Regions from separate parts of the Homo sapiens genome. Here region 2 is linked to region 1. A link is an interaction called in ENCODE POLR2A ChIA-PET data of the cell type or tissue named here. Cell type or tissue: PC-3. All regions are shown on one strand. Each heading gives the region's core, and the rest is flanking DNA. Links, peaks and the distances in the headings are about the cores only.

Region 1 (7,960 bases), core at 1,759-6,758:
ATCTGCCCACCTTGGCCTCCCAAAGCGCTGGGATTACAGGCGTGAGCCACGGCGCCCGGCCTCCTAGTTGTATTTTATAGTAAAAAATATGAAACAAGTTATAAGTACTTATTTTGTTTGCTTTATCCTGCAATATAAAGAAAATGGTTTCAGTAACAATGCTGATACTAGTAGTAACCATAAACATACTGTATCATGTTAAAAAATTCTTTCTTTAATATATGTAACTATTTTTGTTCTTAAAATGCATCTTTTTTTTTTTTTTGAGATGTTGTCTTACTCTTTTGCCCAGGGCAGAGTGCAGTGGTGTGATCTTGGCTCACTTGCAACATCTGCCTCCCCAGTTCCAGCGATTCTCCTGCCTCAGCCTCCTGAGTAGCTGGGATTACAGGTGCCCACCATGACGCCTAGCTAATTTTTGTATTTCTAGTAGAGACAGCGTTTCACCATGTTGGCCAGGCTGGTCTCGAACTCCTGACTTCCTACTCGTCTTGGCCTCCCAAAGTGCTGGGATTTCAGGCATGAGCCACTGAGCCCAGCTTTTAAAATGCATCTCACTAAAGATGTATGTAGTCAAAGAACTCTGTTCTAAAGTCATTTGAAATCGTTTTTCTGAGGAATTATGTTACTAAATTAACATACAGTTGGGTTCATTTGTTGTTTTCAGGTTAAGGGACTGCTTTTTTTTTTTTTTTTTTTTTTGAGACGGAGTCTCACTCTGTCCCCTAGGCTGGAGTGCAGTGGCGCAATCTCGGCTCACTGCAAGCTCCGCCTCCCGGGTTCACGCCATTCTTCTGCCTCAGCCTCCCGAGTAGCTGGGACTATAGGTGTCAGCCACCACGCCCGGCTAATTTTTTGTATTTTTAGTAGAGACGAGGTTTCACCATGTTAGCCAGGATGATCTTGATCTCCTGACCTCGTGATCCACCCGCATCAGCCTCCCAAAGTACTGGGATTACAGGCTTGAGCCACCGTGCCTGGCCAAGGCACTACTTTTTAAAAAATGAATTTGATTACTATTGAAGTAAGTAATGCATTTCTGTGATTCAACAAAGATCTATCTCACAGAGATATCTCATTCTGCTCCCTTCCCCCAGTCACATTCTTCTTTGTCTTATGTAAACATGTCTTGTTTTTTTTTGTTTGCTTCTTGTTTATCCTTCAAGTGGGTTTTTTGTTTTTTGTTCTGTCACTATTATATATTTCTCTTCACTCCTGTTTCCCTCCACCTTACATAAAAGATAGCATACCACATGCACCTCCCTATATCTCACTTTCTTTAATAACAGTATGTCCTAGAGATAGCCCTTCCTTTTTTCTTTCTTTTTTTTTTTTTTTTTTTTTTGAAATAGTCTCGCTCTGTCACCCAAGCTGGTGTGCAATGGTGTTAACATGGCATACTGCAGCCTCCAACTGCTGGGCTGAAGTGATCTTCCTGCCTCAGCCGCCTGTGTAGCTGGGACCACAGGCACACTCCACCACACCTGGCTTTTTTACTTTTTGTAGAGATGAGGTCTCACTGTTTCCCAGATTGGTCTCGAACTCCTGAGCTCAAGCAGTCCTCCTCTCTTGGCTTCCCAAAGTGTTGGGATTACAAGTGTGAGCCACTGCACCCAGCCAAGGTGTTCCTTCTTAATCATAATCTTTAAAAGAAATTTTTTTTTCAGCTGCTGTATAAATAAGATGTCATTATTTGGATGCACCATGGTTGATTCAGTTAATCCCGTTGTTGAGCATTTGGATTGTTTCCAGTCTTCTGCTGTTGCTAACAATGCAGTAATGAATAATTTTTTTATGTGCGCCATTTTATACTGACACAGGAGTAGCTCTAAACTAGACTGCTATTAATACAAATGGCGCTGCCCAGTGGGTAAGTACTTACACTCCCACAAGCCATGTGCGAGAGCGTCTTCCCCTTAAACTCACCATGAGTGTAGTGTCGAATATTTGGTATTTCGCTAGGGACATAAGAGACAATCTGAACTTCAGTGTAGGTTTCATTTACATCCCTTCTTATGAATGAGAATTTTTTTTTATATGTTTAAAGGCCTGTATGTATTAATCTAGGAACTGTCTATTCATATCCTTTTCACCATTTTTCTATGGGGTGTCTTCTCCTTAGAGGAGCTGTTTATAAATTAGAAAGGTTAGCCCTGTATGAAATGAGTGGTGGCTTTTTTTTTTTTTTTTTTTGAAGTTTTCATTTGCATTTGGACATTGTTCACAGTGGTTTCTTTTTTTTTTAATCTTGCAGAAATAAGAGGTTTTGTTTTAATTTAGTAATAATAGTTTCTTTTTTTACATAGCCGTGCTTAGAATGAGCCCCCTGTGGTTGGTGAGCACAGAGACATCCCCGCACCACACCAAAGACCTTTTTATTCATGTATTTTTTAGAGGCACAGTCTCACTGTGTTGCACAGGCTGGCCTTGAACCCCTGGGCCCAAGCAAGTCTCAGACTCCCAAGTAGCGGGGACTACAGGCAGTGCACCACCATGCTGCTATGGTTTTCTTTTTATTTTCAAAACTTTTGGCTGGGCGCGATGGCTCACGCCTGTAATCCCAGCACTTTGGGAGGCTGAGGCGGGTAGATCACTTGAGGTCAGGAGTTTGAGACTAGCCCGGTCAACATGGTGAAACCCCGTCTCTACTAAAAATACAAAAAATTTAGCCAGTCATTGTGGTGCACGAGATCACACCACTGCACTTTAGCCTGGGCAACAGAGTGAGACTCCGTCTCAAAAAAAAAAAAAAATCTAGTTACATTTTTTTCTTTTTGAGATGGAGTATCTCTCCGTCCCCCAGGCTGGAATGCAGTGGTGCGATTTCGGCTCACTGCAAGCTCCGCCTCCCGGGTTCACGCCATTCTCCTGCCTCAGCCTCCCAAGTAGCTGGGACTACAGGCGCATGCCACCACGCCTGGTTAATTTTTTCGTATTTTTAGTAGAGACGGGGTTTCACCATGTTAGCCAGGATGGTCTCGATCTCCTGACCTCGTGATCCGCCCGCCTCGGCCCTCCAAAGTGCTGGGATTACAGGCGTGAGCCACCGCGCGTGGCTGATTCATCAGTCTTTTATGGTTATCAGACTTTTCCACTCTTAAGTTTCACCGATATTTTCAAATTCTTATAAAGTTACAGTTTTTTGTTGTTTGATTGTTTTAGAGTTGGATCTTGATCTGTCACCCAGGCTGGGGTGCAGTGGCGTGATCACAGCTGACTGCAGCCTTCATATCCTCGCTAATTTAAAAAAAAAAAAATTGTAGAGATAAGATCTCCCTGTGTTGCCCAGGCTGGTCTCAAACTCCTGGGCCCAAGTGATCCTGCTACCTTGGCTTCCCAAGTCAGAGCAATAGTTTTTTTAAGATTTTGTTTTTATTTTAATTTATAATCCATTTAGATTTTATCCTGGTGTATGCTATCAGATATGCATCCAGCTTTACCTTTTTCCAATTGGCTACCACGTTCTTTGACATCATTTATTAAAAGGTCTTACCTGGCTGGGCACGGTGGCTCACGCCTGCAATCCCAGCACTTTGCAAGGCCAAGGTGGGTGGATCACTTGAGGTCAGGAGTTCGAGACCAGCCTGGCCAATATGGAGAAACCCTGTCTCTACTAAAAATACAAAACATTAGCTGGGTGTGGTGGCACATGCCTGAATCCCAGCTATTCGGAGGCTGAGACAGGAGAATCGCTTGAACATAGGAGGGCGGAGGTTGCAGTGAGCTGAGATTGTGCCACTGCACTGCAGCCTGGGCAACAAGAGCCAAACTCCATCTCACACACATTAAAAAAAGGTCTTATGTTTACTATTTTTAGGATGCCACTTTGATTATATACTAAATTCTCACATTTATTTGGTCTGTTTCTGGGTGTGAGCAGAAAGACTGAGGACACTGCTATAGCCCAGGTGTAACAACCAGGGAAAATATTTATCTTTTTACTATTGAGGCTTTATCATTGTGTTTTACTTTGTGGTATAGCTAGTCTCTTAATTGCTCGTCCTTTTCAGTGTTTCCTGGCTATTCTTGCCTGTTTATTTTTCTTTGTAAATTTTAGGATTAGCTTGTCTCGTTCCAGAGGGGGAAAAGGTAGAACTAGTTTGTTACTTTTATTGGGATTGCATTAAATTTATAAAATAACTTGGGAATAGGGACATTTTTATGACATTAAATATTCCTCTTTATGTACGTGATACGTATTCTCGTTTCTTTTTGGGTCCTCTAGGGTGTTTTAAAATTTTTTTCATACAGGTTTGGACACTTCTTACTAAGTTTATTTCTGGATGTTTTGTTTTATGTTGCTATGAATGGAGTCATTGTTGGCATATATGAAGCTGTTGATTTCTACATACTAATATTATTCCCTGCTTTCCTTAGTTATTTGTAATTAGATTATATAATTGAGGCAGTAGGCATCCTTGTCTGTTTAGAATCTAATAGAAATGCCTTCAGTGTTTTTCTATTACTTTTATTATCATGATTTGCTTTTCAGTGTTTTTACATTAGATAAGATACTGGCTTTTGTGGTCAGATACAGATTATGATTATATAAATATAGATTACCCATGCTGCCTGGGTCAGTGGGAGTGTGAGCAGAAAGACTGAGGACACTGCTAATAGCCAAGGTGCAACAACCAGGGAAAATCTGTTGATTGAGGAAACAACAATCCCTCAAAATTTCGTTATTGCATCCTTAAACAAAAAATCAAATGGGACAAAAATAAGATGTCTATTCCTATTCTTCTGTTTTCTGTCGATTCCCTTCTTTTGGGTGACTGTTTCTTTACTCATTTCCTCTGTTTATCTTTTGTGGTCTATTTATAGCTTTGCTTCCTTCTTAAAAGTTTTGTGTCTTAAGTTCATTTTGTTATGTTTCAGTTTTCATCTGCTTTGTGATTCTTACTTTTTTTTTTCTGGCTCACTGCAACCTCAACCTCCTAGGCTCAAGCAGTCCTTTTGTCTCAGCCTGTCAAGTAGCTGGGACTACAGGTGCATACCACCATACCTGGCTAGTTTTTTTGTATTTTTTTTTAGTGCTAAGCACGCTGGTCTTGAACTCCTGGGCTCAAGCAGTCTACCCACCTCAGTGTCTCAAAGTGCTGGGATTACAGGCATGAGCCACCAAGCCCTGCCCCTGCTTTGTGATTCTTTTTTTTTTTTTTTTTTTTTTTTTTGAGACAGGGTCTTGCTTTGTCACCCAGGCTGGAGCACAGTGGCATGATCACGGCTCACTGCAACGTCCACCTCCCAGGCTTAAGCAGTCCTCCTGCTTCAGGCTCCCAAGTAGCTGGGACTACAGGCATGTACCACCCCACACCCTGCTAATTTTTGGATTTGAATTTTTTGCAGAGATGGGGTCTTGCCATGTTGCCTAGGCTGGTCTTGAACTTCTGAGCTCAAGTGATCCTGCCCACCTCAGCTTCCCAAAGTGCTGGGATTAGTGGCATGAGCCACTGCGTCCAGCCCACGGTAACATTTCTCCCTGTGTCTTCAGCAGCAGTAATAGTCTGACAACTGGCAAGTTCCCATTTCTGTTCTAGCCCTATTCTGAGCTCCTGATCTGTATATCCAACTGCCTAATCGATCTCTCTGCCTGCATGTGTTCAGAAACCTACACTCTGAATGTATAGAGTCTCAAACTTGATCTCCCTCCTGCAAGTTGCTTCCAGCCAACTCACCTTCTCGTGTTTCTGTCATGTATGTTTCGGTTTAAATCATGCTCTAAGCCTTATATCTCTGACACACCCCATTAGGAATTGGGTGATCAAGCTTTTTCAACATACATAGTGGATGGGGGGTATATATGTGAAACTTAAATTTTTTATGATTATGCTTTTTTATATGATTACAACTTTATAGAAGAGTTGGAATAGTACAGAGAAGTCCCATGTATCCTTTACCCAATTTCACCAATCATTTACATTTTGGTTGTTTTATTTTTCCTTCTCTCTTTCTCCAAATGTGTATGATTTTTTTTTCCTGAACGATTTGAAACCAGTTGTGGACATGCTTCCTTTATCTATAAATACTTCAGCATGCATTTTGCAAGAACAAAAACATTCTTTTTCATAACTACAGTACAGTGATCAAAATCGGGAAGTTTAACATTGATACATTAGTATTATTTAATCCAAAGTCCATATTCAAATTTGGTCAGTCATCCCAATAATGTCTGCTATTGATTAAAAAAATTCTTTTGGGCCACGTGCAGTGGCTCACAACTGTAATCCCAGCCCTTTGGGAGGCCAAGGCAGGTGGATCACCTGTGGTCGGGAGTTTGGGAGTTCAGCCTAACACAGAGAAACTCCGTCTCTACTGAAAATAAAAAATTAGTGGGGCATGGTGGCGCATGCCTATAGTCCCAGCTGCTCCGGAGGCTGAGACAGGAGAATCACTTGGACCTGGGAGGTGGAGGTTGCAGTGAGCCGAGATCGCACCACTGCGCTCCAGCCTGGGCAACAAGAGTAAAACTCCATCTCAAAAAAAAAAAAATTTTTTTTTTGGCTGGGCGCAGTGGCTCACACCTGTAATCCCAGCACTTTGGGAGGCAGAGGTGGGCGGATCACCTGAGGTCAGGGGTTCAAGACCAGCCTGGCCAATGTGGTGAAACCCTGTCTCTACTAAAATTACAAAAATTAGCTGGGTGTAGTGGCGCATGCCTGTAATCCCAGCTACTCGGGAGGCTGAGGCAGGAGAATGGCTTGAACCCGGGAGGCAGAGGTTGCAGTGAGCAGAGATCACGTCACTGCACTCCCAGCCTGGGCAACAGAACGAGTCTCTGTCACAAAAAAAAAAAAAAAGATTTTTTTTTTTCTTTTGGAGTGCAGTGGCTATTCATAGGCATGATCATGTATTTGCAGCCTGGAAGTCCTGGGCTCGAGTGATCTTCCTGTCTCAGCCTCCTGAGAAGCTGGTACTGCATGTGCACACCACCACACCTGGCTTAAAAATGTTTTTTGAACTAATGGATGAACCTGTATTCCAGGTTGTTGCTTTTCTTTTTTATGACAAGGTCTCACTCTGTCAGGCCATCTTGAACTCCTGGGCTCAAGTCATCCTCCCACCTCAGCCTCTTAAGTAGCTGAGACTACAGGCGCACACCATTGCGCCCAGCTAATTTTGTATTTTTATAAGGACGGTGTGTCACTGTGTTGCCCAGCCTGGTCTTGAACTCCTGCACTCAAAACGATTCACCCACTTCCGGCCTCCCGAAGTGTTGGGATTATAGGTGTGAGCCACTGCACCTGGGCCAGGACATCTCTAATATGAAATAGGACACGGCACGGTGGCTTACATCTGTAATCCCAGCACTTTGGGAGGCTGAGGTGGGTGGATCACCTAAGGTCAGGAGTTCGAGACCAGCCTGGCCAACATGGTGAAACTCTGTCTCTACTAAAAATACAAAATTAGCCAGGTGTGGTGGTACACACCCATAATCCCAGCTACTCAGGAGGCTGAGGCAGGAGAATTGCTTGAACCCAGGAGGCGGTGGTTGCAGTGGGCTGAGATTGCACAATTGCACTCTAGCCTGGGCAACAGGAGTGAAACTGTCTCAAAAAAAAAAAAAAAAAAAGAAAGAATTTCACTCTCAGTATAATGCAAAGAGGGTAAATAGGACTTCAGGAAAATGTTTGAGTTTTTATTCTTGAGTACTGTCAGAACAACTTCTTCACATTGTGCCCATGTGCTTTAGTTCTGATGGGAACGTGTTAAAGTCAGACATGGGTGTTGAATTCATCCACGAATAAGGGCTGTAGTTAAAATCCTCTCAGGACCCTGAGTGGGAGTGTGGTGCTAGAGAAAAACAGCAATCACTCACACAAGGTGTGAACAGCTCTCCTGTGTAAGTAAAATTCTGAAAGGTAATTCTCCCTTTCTCCCATTTCTGGATGTGTGTAGACTTTAAATGGTTTAATGAGCATGGCTTTGAAGTTTAGGATTCTAATGGCCCTAGTCCCTT
Region 2 (7,960 bases), core at 2,055-7,054, 150 kb after region 1:
GAGCTGAGATTGCGCCATTACACTCCAGCCTGGGCAACAAGAGCAAAAAAGAAAGAAATACAAGCTCTGAAGAAATAGGTGACAAATGATGAACTTGGTGTAGAAGCCTAGCTACTTCTGCAAGAGGATTTCTGACCAGGTCGCCCTCTAGCAATGTGGATCTGGTCCAGACACTGGATTACTCAGATTTGTTCTGAGCAGCTCCTCCTCACTCTAGGACAACTTTTCAGGACTGAGAAGGGCCCTGAATCCTGCCCCTAGAATCCTGCCTGAACTACCTAAACACAGCAACTAAAAGACCACACAGATTGAACCTGGCAGCTTCTGCCAATGTGAGGCTACCCTTGCCTTCCCCAGCCAGGAAAGCTCGCCACTCCAGTTTTCCAATCAGGGCCTCCCATACCATGACATCCTTCACCACTCCTTCTCTTTTATTGATTAATTTTTTTTTAGATGGAATTTCACTCTGTCACCCAGGCTGGAGTGCAATGGCACGATCTCAGCTCACTGCAACCTCCATCTCCCGGGTTCAAGTGATTATCCTGCCTCAGCCTCCTGAGTACAGGTACATGCCACCACGCCCAGCTAATTTTTATATTTTTATATTTTTAGTAGAGACGGGGTTTCGCCATGTTGACCAGGCTTGTCTTGAACTCCTGACCTCAGGTGATCCGCCCGCCTCGGCCTCCCAAAGGGCTGGGATTACAGGCGTGAGCCACCGTGCCCGGCCCCACTTTCCTTTTAGTATCCAAGCTGGGGACAGAAGGGATTCATGATTCCTGCAGTTGGTCAACAATATTCATTGAGAACCTCTATGTGTTGGGTACTTCATACACATTGTCAGTTGTCCTCGGTACTGTTCTGCAATGTAGTGCTCTCCTTTTAATAGCTCAGGAAACTAATGCCCAGGGGTCAAATCAGTTAAGTTGCCAACATTTGTTTTGAATCTACATTTCTCTAACTAAAAAGCCCGTTTCTTTTTTCTTTTTTTGGTTTTGTTTTTTTTGTTTGTTTTTGCAGACAGAGCCTTGTTCTGTCACCCAGGCTGAACTGCAGTGGCATGACCATGGCTCACTGTAACCTCTGCCTCCAGGGTTCAAGCGTTTCTCCTGCCTCAGTCTTCCAAGTAGCTGGGATTACAGGCGCCTGCCACTACGCCCGGCTAATTTTTATATTTATAGTAGAGACAGGGTTTCACCATGTTGCCCAGGCTGGTCTCGAACTCCTGACCTCAATTGATCCACCCGCCTCAGCCTCCTAAAATGTTGGGATTACAGGCGTGAGCCACCACACCCAGCCTAAAAGCCAGTTTCTCTTTCAACTCAGGTATTTGTCTCTGAAGCAAGGATTTCTACTTCACCAGGAGAAATCTGATCATCAGCAATTCACTAAAAAAAAGAGGAATAACTAACAGTAGGTTTTGTTTTGTTTTGTTTTTTCAAAAACACGGTCTCACTCTGTTACCCAGGCTGGACTACAGTGGCATGATCTTGGCTCACAGCAGCCTCGACCTCCCGGGCTCAAGCAATCCTCCCACCTCAGATTCCCAAGCAGTTGGGACTATAGTTGGGCACCACCATGCCCAGCTAATAATCTTTCAAAAAATGCTAAATCTCAGAAGATAGCAAAATAGTTCTTTCCATCTATGGTCCACCTGCAGAAACATCAGTTTGAGCAATTATCCATCAACAAAAATGCCTTCACAATAGCTAAGGCAACCAGGTGAGAGATCGCAGTACTGGGTTGTAGCACAATAATAAGAAAAGAAGCATTGAAGAGTGCAGGAAGGACGGCTCGACATTACCCATGTCACCCCTCCCCAGCTCAAGGCAGCACAGTGTAGACAGAGGTATTGCCCACTTGGGGAAAAGTCAGGGAAGTGAGCACAGAACTTTGCCTGTTCCCTAACACCAGGCCCGCCATAGTAAAACCCAGCAACAGGGAGACTCCCAACCCCAGACTCCAGGCCAGTAGCCACAGACTGACCCTCTAGACCTGCTCTGGCATCAGGAAAGATCATGCAGCCCAGGCTTCAGGCTTGCATGATGAACTCCATCTCCAGGCTGCCACCACCATCAGGCTGACATCAGAGGCCCTGGGCTCCAACAGCCCTTAGCAACAGGCAAGCCTCAGTGGCCTCTGCAATCAGGCACATAACAGTATGGCACCAGTCACAGTGGTCTCAGGCTTTGAGCGTGCCCCAGCACTGCACCAGCCAGAGTGGCCCTGGGCTTGGGGCATGCTATGTGCAACACCAGAGAATGTGGTTCCAGCCTTTTGGAGCATCCCAGCACTATACCCACCGTAGCAGCCCCAGCCTTAAGGACCAAACCAGACAGGCTGCCCAGAACCACTGCATGGGCTATTGATGGGCTTTCCCAGATGAACCTCATTCTGCAAAGACTGGAATAAATACACAGTCCTTTCAAGTGTGCAGACATCAGTGCACGGTCACAAAGATCAACAACAATCAGGGAAACATGACATCGTCAATAGGACAACATAAAGTGCCAGTGATTGACTCTAAAGAAATGGAGATGTCTGAACTGCCTGATAAAGAATTAAAACAGGCTGGGCACAGTGGCTCACACTTGTAATCCCAGCACTTTGGGAGGCCGAGGCAGGCGGATCACGAGGTCAGGAGATCGAGTCCATCCTGGCTAACACGGTGAAACCCCATCTCTACTAAAAAATACAAAAAAATTAGGCGGGCATGCTGGTGGGTGCCTGTAGTCCAGCTACTCGGGAGGCTGAGGCAAGAGAATGCCATGAACCCAGGAGGCGGAGCTTGAAGTGAGTCAAGGTCGCGCCACTGCACTCCAGCCTGGGCGACAGAGCGAGACTCTGTCTCAAAAAAAAGGAAAGAATTCAAATAACTGTTTTAAGGAAGTTCAGTGAACTTCAAGAAATACAGAGAACTTTAAAAAGTGAGAAAAACAATATGTGATCAGAATGAGAAATTAAATAGATTGAAATAATTTTTAAAATCAAACATAAATTCTGGAGCTGAAAAATACAATGAAGGAAATTTTGAAAATGCAAGACAGAACATCAACAGCAGAATTGACCAAGCAGAGGAATGAATCTGTAAACCTGAAGACAAGTTATCTAAAAATATACAGTTGGATGGAAAAAAGGATGAAAAGAAATGCAGAAAGTTTATAGGATTCATGGGACAGCATCAAAATAGCAAATATTTGAGCAGTAGGAGTTAAAAAGGGAGAAGAGAAAGATAAACAAGTAGAAAGCTTATTTAAAGAAATAACAGCAGGCACAGAGGCTCATGCCTATAATCCCAGCACTTTGGGAGGCCAAGGTGGGATTACTTGAGTCCAGGAGTTTGAAACCAGCCTGGGCAACATAGCGAGACTCATCTCTACAAATAATTTTTTAAAAATAAGCCAGGTATTGTTGCATGTGCCTGTAGTTCCAGCTACATGGGCGGCTGAAGCAGAAGGATCACTTGGACCCAGAAGTTCAAGGTTGCAGTGAGCTATGATCATGCCACTACACTCCAGCCTGGGCAACAGAGTGAGATGAAAGGAAAGGAAGGGAGATAAGAAGGAAGGAGGGATGGAGGGAGGGAGGGAGGGAAGGAGGGAAGGAAGGAAGGAAGGAGAAAGAAAGAAAAAAGAGAGGAAAGAAAGAAAAAGAAGAAAGGAAGGGAGGGAGGTAGGGAGGAAAGGAGGAAGGAAGGAAGGAAGAAAGGAAGGAAGGAAGGAAGGAAAAAAGAAAGAGGAAAGAGAAAAAAAGAGTAGCAAAAAACTTTCCAAACCTGGGGAAAGGTAAGTATCCAGGTATGGCCCAAAGTTAGAAGGAAGAAAATAATAAAGATTAGGGCAGAAATAAATGACACAGACCAGAAAGCCAATAGAAAGAATCAATAAAATTAAGAGTTTTTTTTTTGAAAAAAGAAAAAACCCACAAAATTGACAAACCTAACTAAGCTATACTAACCAAGAGAAAACAGAAAATATTGAAAATATTCAAATAAAACTAGAAATGAAAAAGGAGACATTACAACTGATACAACAGAAATAGAAGAGACTATTATGAACAAACATACACCAGAAAATTGGATAACCTAAAATAAATGATTAATTCCCTGACACATACAACCTACCAAGATTGAATTATGAAGAAATAAAAAATCTGAACAGGCTGGGCATGGTGGCTCATGCCTGTAACCCCAACATTTTGGGAAGCCAGTCATTATGACAAACAGTATGGAGAGGCCTCAAAAAACTAAAAATAGAACTACCATATGATCTAGCAATCACACTACTGTATATATCCAAAGGAAATGAAATCAGAATGTCAAAGAGATCTCTGCACTTTCATGTTTATTATAGCATTATTCACGATGGCCAACACATGGTGTCCATCAATGGATGAATGGACAAAGAAAATCTGCTATGTAAATAAAATGTAATACCATTCAGCTATGATAAAGAAACAAAACCTGTCATTTGTGACAACACAGATGAATCTGGAAGGACGTTATGTTAAGTGAAATAAGCCAGAAACAGAAAGATAAACACCACGTGATCTCATTCATAAGTGGAATCTTAAAAAGTTGATCTCGACCAGGCGTGGTGGCTCACGCCTGTAATCCCAGCACTTTGGGAGGCCGAGGCGGGAGGATCACCTGAGGTCGGGAGTTCAAGACCAGCCTTACCAACATGGAGAAACCCTGTCTCTACTAAAAATACAAAATTAGCCGGGCATGGTAGCACACGCCTGTAATCCCAGTTACTCAGGAGGCTGAGGCAAGATAATCACTTGAACCCGGGAGGCGGAGGTTGTGGTGAGCCGAGATGGCGTCATTGCACTCCAGCCTGGGCAACAAGAGCAAAACTCCGTCTCAAAAAAAAAAAACAAAAAAACAACCAAACAAACAAACAAACAAAAACAACTTAATCTCATAGAAGTAGAGAGTAGAATGGTAGTTACCAGAATCTGGGGTAGTTGGGGGTGGGGGGAAATGGCAAGGTTGAGGAGATGTTGGTCAAACGATACAAAATTTCAGTTACATAGGAGGAATAAGTTCAAGAGATCTATTATACAACATGGTGATATAGTTAACAATATATTGTATTACTGAAAAAAGCTAAGACCTGTAAAGTGTTCTCACCACAAAAATGGTAACTATGTAAAAGGTAATTCATATGTTAATTAGCTAGATTTAGACATTCCACAATGTATATATACTTTAAAACACCATGATGTACATGATAAATACATGTAATTTTATCTGTCAAAAAATAATTTTAATACTAAAGCTCGGTATTAAGAAAATGACCAGCCTGGGCAACATAGTGAGACCTTGTCTCTACAAAAAAATTTTAAAAATTAGCCGGGCATGGTAGCGTGCACCTGTAGTCTCAGCTACCAGGAGGTTGAAGCAGGAGGATGGCTTGAGCCTGGGAAGCAGAGGTTGCAGTGAGCTGAGATGATGCCACTGCACTCAAGCCTGGGCAACAGAGTAAGACCCCATCTCAAAAAAAAAAAAAAAGAAAAAAATGAAAGAAAAAAGAACAGAAAAAAATGAAAGAAAAAAGAAAAGAAAAAAATGAAAGTTAAAGCAAACAAAATGTACCTTTTTACAATGACTGCATTGCAAGACCTAAAAGACTGATGATGCCCTATAGTAGCAAGGTTGTGGGGACACCGACACTAGGTCGGTCCACATTTAGAGCTATGTGAAGCAGCATTTCAATCCTGTAAACTCTGAATCAGAAGCTCCACTTCTGACACTAAAGGGACTGTATCTGTACATAAAGATTATGCAGAGCTATGGCCGGGGCAGTGGCTCACACCTGTAATCCCAGCACTTTGGGAGGCCAAGACAGGCGGATCACCTGAGGTCAGGAGTTCAAGACCAGCCTGGCCAACATGGTGAAACCCTCTCTCTACAAAAATACAAAAATTAGCCGGGCATGATGGCAGGTGCCTGTAATCCCAGCTACTCGGGAGGCTGGGGCAGAAGAATCGCTTGAACCCAGGAGACGGAGGTTGCAATGAGCCGATGTCGTGCCGTTGCACTCCAGCCTGGGTGACAGAGGGAGACTCTGTCTCAAAAAAAAAAAAAAAAAAGAAAAGAAAAAAGATTATGCAGAGCTATGCTGACAGCATGGTTTATAATGAATTAATGGATTAAAGTTGAAAAGAACCTAATTTCGGAATGATTCAATAACCTGTTGTTTATCCATACCATTGAAAATGATGCAACCATTAAAAATGATGTTGCCTTAATTTTGAATGGGTGAAGCCAGTGTGTTAAAAAAAGAAAATACCAGCATGTGTAGTGTGAAACTATTTTGACAGAAAAAAAAATCATGTTTCCCTAGCAGGACCAGTTAAAATGTTTACAGTCACAGCCAGCAACACGCACCACCACATTAAACAGAGTGTGAGCCTGAAATACCCAAATACTTCAAATAAGACTTTCCCGGCTCAAGTTCTTTCAGTCTTCCTTTTAACTGAGAAAAAAAGCTAAGGATACTGTAAAAACAGATGCTGTTTTTTCTGAGTGGCTTTTTTTTTTACTTCGGCTTCTCATTCATGAACCAACTCTATGATTTAATTTGCCCATGTGTGTTGGAGTACGGCCTAGAAAAGAATGGCAAAAAGTCTCTGACTGATGTCTTCTAAGCACTGAAGGCAGCCCCATGCTGCTTCCTTTCACATCTTCCTGATAAACAGGTTTATTTTGCTTCTGAACCAGTTCTTTTGGCTAAGATGCCTATGAAGCCCTCCAGCAGATGTTGGGTCTCCTTGACCAACTGGTCTCACTTTGCATATAACATCATTAAAATAAAAACTGTAAGGCATACATCTGTATGAAACCCAGTTACCTCCATAAAGACCCTGTAGCTTCAGTATAATCTGGACAAAACTTGACAGTGTGTGCCATCATGAGATTGATATCTCTTCCCTTCATCGTGAGATTGCTGAATAAAGCAGGAAGGAATTTTTTTTTTTTTTTTTTTTTGAGACAAGGTCTTGCTTTGCCACCCAGGCTGGAGTGCAGTAGCACGATCTCGGCTCACCACAACTTCCACCTCCTGGGTTCAAGCGATTCTCCTGCCTCAGCCTCCCGAGTAGCTGGGATTACAGGCGCATGCCACCACACCCAGCTAATTTTTGTATTTTCTTTTTTTTTTTTTTTTGAGACGGAGTCGTGCCCAGGCTGGAGTGCAGTGGTGCGACCTCGGCTCACTGCAAGCTCCGCCTCCCGGGTTCACGCCATTCTCCTGCCTCAGCCTCCCGAGTAGCTGGGACTACAGGTGCCCGCCACCATGCCCGGGTAATTTTTTGTATTTTTAGTAGAGATGGGGTTTCACCGTGTTAGCCAGGATGGTCTCGATCTCCTGACCTCGTGATCTGCCCGCCTCGGCCTCCCAAAGTGCTGGGATTACAGGCGTGAGCCACCGCGCCCCGCCTAATTTTTGTATTTTCAGTAGAGATGGGGTTTCGCCATTTTGGCCAGGTTGGTCTTAAACTCCTGACCTCGGGTAATGCACCTGCCTTGGCCTCCCAAAGTGCTGAGATTACAGACATGAGCCACCGCGCCCGGCCAGATTTTTTTTTTTAAGTATGCATAATGATGATATTTGGTATACTGTTGTAATTACCAATATATGCTTTTATTTTTCTGCATGATATTAGACAGGTTACTTTCCAGTTCCCCATATGAAATGGTGAGAACTACAGTTTCTACCTGAAAGGATTGTTATGAGAAATAAATAAGATACTACATATAAGGCACTTAGAGTAGTAAATAAGCATTTCATAAAAGTCAGCTATATTAATAAAGATGAAGAATACTACATATGCTTCTTCCCACAATTATTTTTAAAATTCTACTCAGGCCTGTAATCCCAGCACTTTGGGAGGCCAACACAGGCGGATCACTTAGATCAGGAGTTCAAGACCAGCCTGGCCAACATAGTGAAAC

The links. Peaks named below come from ENCODE experiments on the same cell type or tissue, not always from the same donor. Only the 100,000 strongest peaks of a DNase experiment are listed, where the experiment ranks them.
Region 2: POLR2A ChIA-PET joins it to region 1 with 7 read pairs; 11 of 35 experiments call an interaction of 5 or more read pairs at or near these places.

The regions. Positions count from the first base shown.
Region 1 is chr19:36,220,605-36,228,564 of GRCh38, forward strand. All of the region lies in intron 2 of ZNF146 (zinc finger protein 146), which reads left to right. LOC107985304 (a long non-coding RNA gene) reads right to left here. Exons shown (of 2, transcript XR_001753933.3): 2 at 7,622-7,960. It also overlaps a transcript of ZNF565 not described here. Among named protein-coding and RNA genes, the nearest start is that of ZNF146, 9.5 kb to the left of the region's middle. In PC-3, for the core only: no CTCF peak of the experiment used is centred there; no DNase peak of the experiment used is centred there; H3K27ac peaks cover 1,128 bases.
Region 2 is chr19:36,368,412-36,376,371 of GRCh38, forward strand. The region is part of intron 1 of ZFP14 (ZFP14 zinc finger protein); the gene reads right to left. Among named protein-coding and RNA genes, the nearest start is that of ZFP14, 6.8 kb to the right of the region's middle. In PC-3, for the core only: no CTCF peak of the experiment used is centred there; no DNase peak of the experiment used is centred there.